Regions from separate parts of the Homo sapiens genome. Here region 1 is linked to region 2. A link is an interaction called in ENCODE POLR2A ChIA-PET data of the cell type or tissue named here. Cell type or tissue: Panc1. All regions are shown on one strand. Each heading gives the region's core, and the rest is flanking DNA. Links, peaks and the distances in the headings are about the cores only. Region 1 overlaps FGFR2 (fibroblast growth factor receptor 2). Region 2 holds the start of LOC105378519 (a long non-coding RNA gene).

Region 1 (4,387 bases), core at 157-4,156, 590 kb after region 2:
ACCTCCCGGGTTCACGCTATTCACCTGCCTCAGCCTCCTGAGTAGCTGGGACTACAGGAGCCTGCCACCACACCTGGCTAATTTTTGGTATTTTTTTTAGTAGAGACGGGGTGGGTTTCACCATGTTGGCCAGGATGATCTTGATCTCCTCACCTCGTGATACGCCCACCTCAGCCTCCCAAAGTGCTGGGATTACAGGCGTGAGCCACCGTGCCTGGCCTTTTTTTTTTTTTTTTTTTTTTTTGAGACGGAGTCTCGCTCTCTCCCAGGCTGGAGTGCAGTGGTGCGATCTCGGCTCACTGCAAGCTCCACCTCCTGGGTTCAAGTGATTCTCCTGCCTCAGCCTCTGGAGTAATGGGATTACAGGTGCATGCCATCACGCCTGGGAATTTTGTTGTTGTTGTTGTATTTTAGTAGAGACAGGGTTTTACCACGTTGCCCAGCCCAGTCTCAAACTCCTCAGCTCAGGCAATCCACCTGCCTCCGCCTCCCAAAGTGCTAGGATTACAGGTGGTAGCCACCGCACCTGGCCACAAGCAGCTTCTTTAAAAACAAACAAACAAACAAACAAACAAACAAAAACGACTGGCCGGGCGCGGTGGCTCGTGCTTGTAATCCCAGCACTTTGGGAGGCCGAAGCGGGCGGATCACCTGAGGTCAGGAGTTCGAGACCAGCCTGGCCAACATGGAGAAACCCCGTCTCTACTGAGAATGCAAAATTAGCTGGGCATGGTGGCGCATGCCTATAGTCCCAGCTACTCGGGAGGCTGAGGCAGGAGAATCGCTTGAACCCAGAAGCTGGAGGTTGTGGTGAGCTGAGCTCACGCCATTGCACTCCAGCCGGGGCAACAAGAGCAAAACTCCATCTCAAAAAAAAAATAAAAAAAAAAATTGACTGTTTTGATACTTTAAAAATGAGAGAGACAGGTACTTGTACAGCTAATCAAAAAATAAATGGGCCAGGCACAGCAGGTCATGCCTACAATCCCAGCACTTTGGGAGGTCGAGGTGGGAGAATCACTTGAGGTCAGGAGTTCAAGACCAGCCTAGGGAACATAGTAAGATCCTCTCTCCACAAAAAATGAAAAAAAAAAAAAAAAAAAGCCGGGAATGATGATAAACACCTGTAGTCCCAGCTACACAGGGGGCTGAGGTAGGAAGATCGCTTGAGCCCCAGAGGCTGCACTGAGCTATGATCGCGCCACTGCATTCCTGCCTGGGTGACACAGCGAGACGAGAACCTGTCTCCAAAAATAAATAAGTAGCCCAGGCACAGTGGCTCATGCCTGTAATTTCAGCACTTTGGGAGACCAAAGCGAGTGGATCACCTGAGATCAGAAGTTCGAGACCAGCCTCACCAACATGGTGAAACCCATCTCTATTAAATATAAAAAATTAGCTGGGCGTGGTGGCATGTGCCTGTAATCCCAGCTATTTGGGAGGCTGAGGCAGAGGAGAATCGTTTAACCCAGAAGGTGGAGGTTGCAGTGAGCCGAGACCATGCCATTGCACTCCAGCCTGGGCGACATGAGTGAAACTGTCTCAAACAAAAAAAAAACACAAATAAATAAATAGTATGAATAACAACAGGCATCTGCACATGAGCTGTGAGTAATTCCTGCCTTGACCTGGCCTTCCTTCCCTAAGAAAACCATCCTGTTATTCCTTGGGAGCTCATAGGACCTCTGACTGGGGAGAGAGAGAAACTGAGGCAGGGGCTGCCTGACTCTCCGAGCCCCTCAGCAGACCATTTGACATCACACAGAGTGCCACTAGCCACAAGCTGCATGAATTTACCTCTCTATAAGTAAACAGAGAGAAAAAAATCCTCGCTGTGTGTGAAGATAGCCCCAGGAGGGGGAAATCTTGTAAAAGTCAAAAAAGGCTGTGACTTATGTGACTTCACTGCACACATCCAGCTGGACTTCTCACCCATCTCAGCGGGAGGGTTGTCTTGAGACAGTTGAAACAGCAAAAGGGTTTGGAAACGGTAAGCTATTTCAGGTAACACTTTACGTTGCCAAACCAGCGATAGCAGCACTTCAGACTGTCACTTTTTATAATGTTTGCCTATAAACTTTTCCCGTGTGGTTTTTGAAATGGCGCCCAAATGCAAACAGAGAACAGATGGGAAACCTGAGTCTTGCCCCGTCCAATCACTTCACGGAGAATGGACGACAGATTTAAACTGTTAAGGAAGAAAAAAGCAGTTTCTACCAACGGCACAGCTCCCTCCATTACTTTTCACAAATTAAGCCTTTTCTGGGGTTTCCCAGGGATGGTGTCTTTTCCAACGTCTAGATCATCCTAGTTCCAAGGATGCGGTGGGGTCGTCCTGGAACCCATCCCACTGAGGTTTCTCCCTCCTCCAAAGTCAGAGGTGTCCAATCCCTAAACACATTCCTCCAGGAAGAAGAAAGAGAGAAAGAAATCCCTGAACAGACTCCTCTGGAAGAGACAGAAGGATGAAAGAGAGGGAGAGGGGGAAAAAGGAGAGGAGAGACGGAGACAAGGAAAAGGAAGGGAGAGAAACAGAGGGAGGGAGAGGAAAGAAGAGGAAGGCAAGAGGAAGAAAGAGAGGGGAAGGGGAGAGGAGAAAGAGGGAGGGGCAGAGAGAAGAGGCAGGTTAGGAGCACACCCGGGAGGCATGTCCTGTCAGGGTTGTGGGTTGCAGGAAGAAACCCGTTTGTACCTGGAGGCACAGCTGGGACTCCCACAAGCACTGTAACAGGAGCGCTGCGGGAAGGGTAGTAAAATGGCCTTCGGTTCCCGGTGCCCTCCCACACCTCCTGCCACCTTGTACAGAGTAAATGTCACGGCTGTAGGGCTGTAGGGCTGCCAGTGTCTCTACAGGAGAAACACAGTCCGGCTGCAAATGTCGCTACATAGTCACTGCACACAAAGCACATGGCAAGTAAGTGGCCGCCACTGTCCTCCCTGGTCCAGTAACCCCCAACTGGCCCTCTTAGTCTGGAAGATGTCCTGTAGTGGCCACGCCCAGTCCCAGTAAGAAGTCCTCACTGGTCAATACCCAATTCTCTGTCCGTAGGAACAGAAGAGAGATTTCTGCAAGATAGGGTTTCTGGAAGAGCCCAGCCCCCTCTTTCCTATGGCACAATCTGGGTATCACTGGCATCAGAACTTATCAGCAGAAAGAAATAAAGGCAATGGAGGCCAGGTGCGGTGGCTCATGTCTGTAATACCAGCACTTTGGGAGGCCCAGGCAGGTGGATCACTTGAGGTCAGGAGTTCGAGACCGGCCTGGCCAACAAGACGAAACCCCGTCTCTACTAAAAACACAAAAATTAGATGGGCATGGTGGTGTGTGCCTGTAGTCCCAGCTACACGGGAAGCTGAGGCAGGAGAATTGCTTGAATCCGGGAGGCGGGGGTTGCAGTGAGCCCAGATCGCACCACTGCACTCCAGCCTGGGTGACAGAACTAAACTCCATCTCAAAAATAATAATAATAATAATAATTAAATTAAAAAATAAAGGCAATGGAGTCCCGCCATTGAAGTCAGAACCAACCACCTTTGCATGCCCTGCCATGAGGGCTGTGTACACAGCAACGAAGACAGCCTGCTGCAGCCCAGACATCCTCAAAGCCTCCCCTCTGCAAGAGCCGACTTGCAAGAAGACCAAATTCCTCACATCAAACAGAGACCTTATAAGGCATAGGTACTACGTGTTCTTTAAGGGGGCGAGGAAGGGACAAATACTCCGCACAATATAAAGGTGAAAGTTCTCTACCTCGAGAAATACTGCCAACATAAAAACGGAGAACAAAAAGAAGTCAAAGCAACAAACAACAGATAAGTACGCAGGATGAAAGGGTGCAGTCCTCTCTTTCTAACCAGTTGTCAGGGTGTCTGGTAGACACAAGTCGGGACTGAAACCTCCCTGGTCGCTAACAAGGATGCCGGTAACAACAGCTAACAGCCGCCTCTGCAGCGGTAGCTGGATTTCTCCAGAAACTCCAGACTGGCTCATGTTCCTAGTCATCAGATGGGATCATGGCTAATGTTTCCAATATGGTAACCATTAAAAATTATATATTTAGGCACACCCCTCATATCATTTAAGTCTGCCTTTGAGAAACATGCTGGATGGCTCTTCATGTTTGAAAGAAATTATATTGTTGCCCATGAGAAAATAAAAATGCACACAGAGTAAAGAGCCTAAGAATGCACTTACTGAGGAGTGAGTCACCGTGTCTCCCAATGTCCCCACCCACAGTGGAAATCCGCACTCCCTGTTTTGTCAGTATCCCTCTTGCTTTTGATCTGATGTTTTCGGCTGTTCATGACAGTGTTCTCCAAAAAAAGATGCACAGAGGGAAGGTTTTCTCTCTGGTCCCAACACGTGTATTAAAGTCATATTTCATGA
Region 2 (4,387 bases), core at 191-4,190:
ACAGTTTCCAACTTGAAGTGACACACACACCAGGGCTAACCTAGAAGGGGCTTCTGCACTCGTGCTCGTATGCGAGCCTATGGTAGCCTGGGCTTCTAATCATCAGCTGTGTAATCTCTGACAAAGCACCAAACCTCTGCGGACCTCAACCTTCTCGTCAGCAACATGCTGCACCTGTCATGTCATAAGGATTAAACAGGACAGTTTTGTAAGGTGCTTAAAACAGTGCTGGACTCACGCTAGGCACTCGATACATATTAGCCAGTATTATTCCTATTGTTACTAGAGCCACTGGTTACATAGACCGGGCTTCTCAAACTACTGCGCACACAAGTCGCCTAGGGACCGAATTAACGTGCAGCCCTGATGCAGCCGCCTGAGACCCGCCTTTGCAGCAGCCTGCCAGGAGGTGCGGATGCTGCCGGCGCCTGGACCGCGCGTTGAGCAGTGCAGGTGAACAGCTCGCCTAACGCACAAGCCACGCCCACACCCTTTCTACACGCTTTCTCGTTCACTTCTCATTGCAACTCCTTCCGCCGCGTGGACAGGTTCAGCACTCTCGGAGTCGATGTCATTATTCGCCATCGACGCGAACCTCGGCAAAGAGACGGGTCTTACCGGTCTCCGAATGTTCTCAGGCCCTAAGCGCGCAGCCCCGCACCCGGGTGCAGCCGGCGCGGTCCCACGTGTCCCTACCGCGAGCCGCTCCCCGCGTCCCTGCTGCCGCCGCGCGCTTAACTCTGCCTGCCCGCCCGCCCCGCCCCGCCCGGCCGTTCCTGCGCAGCCCTGGGTCGGCCTCGCGCTTCTGTGTTTAAACAAGCCTCGCCCTTGTGTTGCCCACTGCAACTTTAAAGGGAAACAGGGCCCGCTGATCCCGGGAGGGAGAGAAGGACATCTATCATTTTTATGTGGCATTTCAAAGGAGGAGGCCTAGGCAGTCCACAGACAAAGGCCCGCTGCGGGGTTAATGGAGAACCCCCATTTAATCATTAACGCTTAATACTAAACCCGCCCAGAGGAGGCCCGCCTGAGGGGGGTGCAGAGGGTCGCCGGGAGGCCCTGGCTCAGCCCTTGGGGGCTGAGGGGCCCTATGGGGGTCGGACGGGTTCAGGGCTGTCGTGGGTTGCTATGGAGTTGGGGCTCCGGGCCATCCTTGCAGAAGGGGGTTTCTGCTGAAGCTCAGGGTGGGAGCGTGAGAAAGGAGGGAGTGGTCACCGAGGAGGCACCAACTGGGGAACTGAGTGCTTTCCACAGGCTCCCCTTGCCCTGGGAAGGTGAAAGCATTAGTTTACTTTCTAGGCCCGACCTGAAATCCGAGTAAACCACGCAAATCCACGCGCACCTGGCCTGTGGTCCCCTGCGAATGTGGGGCCTCCGCAGTGCTTCCTCCTTCTGCCAGGGTTGTGACATGGGCATCCCCAGGCTCTTTGGAGCGCCCCTCCCCACCCCACTCAACCCCAGCACTGAGGCATCCCCAGACTCTGACATATGCTGACGCCCCCCACCCTCAGGTGCCCACCTCTCACCCCTCTGTCTGCCCCAGCTCCCCACCCTTATCACATTTTAATCACTTACCTGGAGCTGGGAATAAGCTGCCTCCTCATTGTTTTCCCAAATGCTTGAACAAAGCCTGGCATTGCACAGTGAGAAAGTCATTTCCTTTCCAATGCCCCTCCAAACCTGAGGAGGAGGAGGAGCAGAAAACGTGGCCAGCACAGGCTTTGACCCCTGCTGCGCACCTGTTCAGCCTTTTCTTAAAAGAGGAGAGCAGACCTCAGGCCCTAAACTGACCCTGGTTTCTGGCCAGAATTTAATACGCACCGTAGTGTGTTAACTCCCTTCTACTTAACTTTTAATTTTTTTTTATTTTGAAGTTTAGCACCATCCGTGATGTTAACTGGATGTAAAACGGAGTGAATCATCACAAACTGAACAACCTGTGAAACCAGCACCCAGATGGAGAAACAGAATTTGCTAATTTTGAATTCACAAAACAGAATTTTTCTGGGCTCCGGGAAGCCCCTCCCCCATCCCTTTCCACTCTCTATCCCTCCTTCCAGAAGGGCAGCCACTCTCCTAACTCCCAACAGAAGATAATTTTGCCTGCGTTTAGTTTTCCATCAGTCATTTAAATGGACTCACCTGGGCTCAGCTTCTCTCCCTCAACCTGTTGGTGATTTCCATTTGTGTTCAGTGGTATGTAGTTGTAGATTTTTCATTCCCTTTGCTGAAGAGTATTCATTGTGTTTATTTTTATGGTGACTTTCTATGTGTAATACACAGATGCCGGTTTTCTATTTACCTCCATCTCTACATGTTCAAATTACAAAACAATAAAACAAATCGAGTTCATTTAAAAAATCAAACACAGCCCTGGTGGGACACAGATACCGCAGCAGTAGTGTGGACGGTGCATGAGTCGTTAAGATGTGGCATTTCAACCTAGTAATTTAGAGAGATGGGGCTTCTGATCCTGTGCACATGCCTGGGTTGGGCCAGTTTTAAAACTTGTCAAATGGGAGCTTAATAGAGTCTCCTGGGGGCTCCCTTGCAGGCCCAGCACCACGGTGGCATCCCCCAGTTGCAGCTCCCTGGTATGTATTAAAAGGACCTATTGGGTTTACAGGTGTGGCCTCCAGTACCTCTCCCAAAGCACTCATGTGGTAGAAGTGGGTGGGCCTGCCTTAGGGCTCTCAGGACACACTGCTGACCTTTCCTGCCTCCCTGTGGGAAAATTCCCCAGGAGGAGATAAGATCAGTATAGTTAGGGCCTTGCAGGGGGCCTCCTGCCCCAGGAGCAGGATAGAAGGAAACAGTTCAGATCTGGCTTAAGCCAAGTGCCTACCCCTATCCACCAACCCCCGCCCCCAGGGCTCTGTCTCCAACTGGAGCTTCTGCAAATCCTGCTCTCCTTTCCCTGCTGAGGGAGAGACCCTCCTGGAAATAGCACCCAGCCAGGATCCCCTCAGGGCTGTAAGCAAAGGAAGGCTGAGAGAAACTTGAGCCCCTGCTTTGGGCTCAATTCGCTCAATTCGGTGTAGATTTCAGTTTCTCCCTCAAGAGAGCAAAAGTAACTCACAGACCCTAAGGAGAGATGATACTGACTTGTTTACCTTCAGATAGTGCTTTGAAAGTCCTGTTGACTCATTCATCTTGGAGATCCGATCACCCTGCGGTTGATCTCCCACACTTACTAGGCTGAGAAGAAAGACGTCTCTTCTCTCCTTACAAACCCAAATTTGAATCCCAGCTCCCCATCCCTTCATAGCTCCGTGACCTTTTGCAAGTCCCTTAACCTCTCCCAACCTTAATTTCCTGGTGTGTAATGTGAAGGTAATAGTACACTTCTTGCAGGGCACTGGTGAGAACTAAATGGGCTGGTGCTGTCCAAGCATTTGGCAAGAAGCAGCTCACTAAGCAGTGTTGGGCTCCATATGTGCAAAAAGAGGGACAGAAAAACCTCACTTTGAACCCAAAATATCTAGTTTTTAACCCCAGTTTTGGGTGCTTCTTCATTCCAGTTCAGTTTTTTCTTTGAACAGAAGAGAGAAATGAGAGAAAGAGGCAGAGCTCTGCTTGTCATACCAAGGTGATTCTGGCTGGCTTAGGGTCTCAGGTTTCACCTGCAGTGTGATCCTCCCGGGGCTTATTTATTTCCAATGCAGCCTTCGAGATGCTTCCAAAGGGATATCTCAGCACCCTCAGCAAAGGCCCCAGTGCAGGATTCTAGCAAACACCTGCCGCAGGATAGGGCCTCTGCTACTTGGGAAACCTTACTCCCTACTCCCTAAGGACCACATGTTCTATTCTGGGACTCACAAACATTATTAGACATTTCTGATGCTTAAAAGAAAAAATCCAAGTTAAATTCCAAAAAATTTATGTGCAACAATTGGGTTTTCCTGTCTTGAACCGAGATTAACCAACTTGACATCATTTGCCTGGGATTTTCCTGGTTTTAGCACTGAAATTCCCCATCCCAAAACACCTCCAATCTCAGATAAACCAGGATAATGGATCACCCTACCCAAATGGCTTCATCACATTCTGCTCTGGTTATTTGCTGCCTCACCCTAATTAATAGCTACGTTTATTAAGCAGAGACTCTGCTAAGCACATTTCCTACATAATTTCACCTGACTTTCCTAATAATCCTATGAGTAAATATTATTATTATTATTATTATTATTATTATTATTGAAACTAGCATACTTCCTGTTTCTGTGCTAAACAATACTGAAACTAGGAAAAATAATTTAGTTGCTTGCTCTAGGAAATACTTCCTGCTGGAAAACAAAGCTGCTGCCCTGTTTTCTTATCAAGACCAAAAGCTTGCTAATCATTACTCACTCTAAGACCCTAGCCTGACAGTGCACACTGATCAAAA

Evidence for each region. Peaks named below come from ENCODE experiments on the same cell type or tissue, not always from the same donor. Only the 100,000 strongest peaks of a DNase experiment are listed, where the experiment ranks them.
Region 1: POLR2A ChIA-PET joins it to region 2 with 10 read pairs; 3 of 35 experiments call an interaction of 5 or more read pairs at or near these places.

Annotation. Positions count from the first base shown.
Region 1 is chr10:121,571,075-121,575,461 of GRCh38, forward strand. All of the region lies in intron 2 of FGFR2 (fibroblast growth factor receptor 2), which reads right to left. Among named protein-coding and RNA genes, the nearest start is that of FGFR2, 25 kb to the right of the region's middle. In Panc1, for the core only: no CTCF peak of the experiment used is centred there; no DNase peak of the experiment used is centred there.
Region 2 is chr10:120,979,077-120,983,463 of GRCh38, forward strand. LOC105378519 (a long non-coding RNA gene) reads right to left here and starts at 2,577. Exons shown (of 3, transcript XR_001747609.2): 1 at 2,143-2,577; 2 at 1,576-1,680. In Panc1, for the core only: no CTCF peak of the experiment used is centred there; no DNase peak of the experiment used is centred there; H3K4me3 peaks cover 559 bases; H3K27me3 peaks cover 223 bases.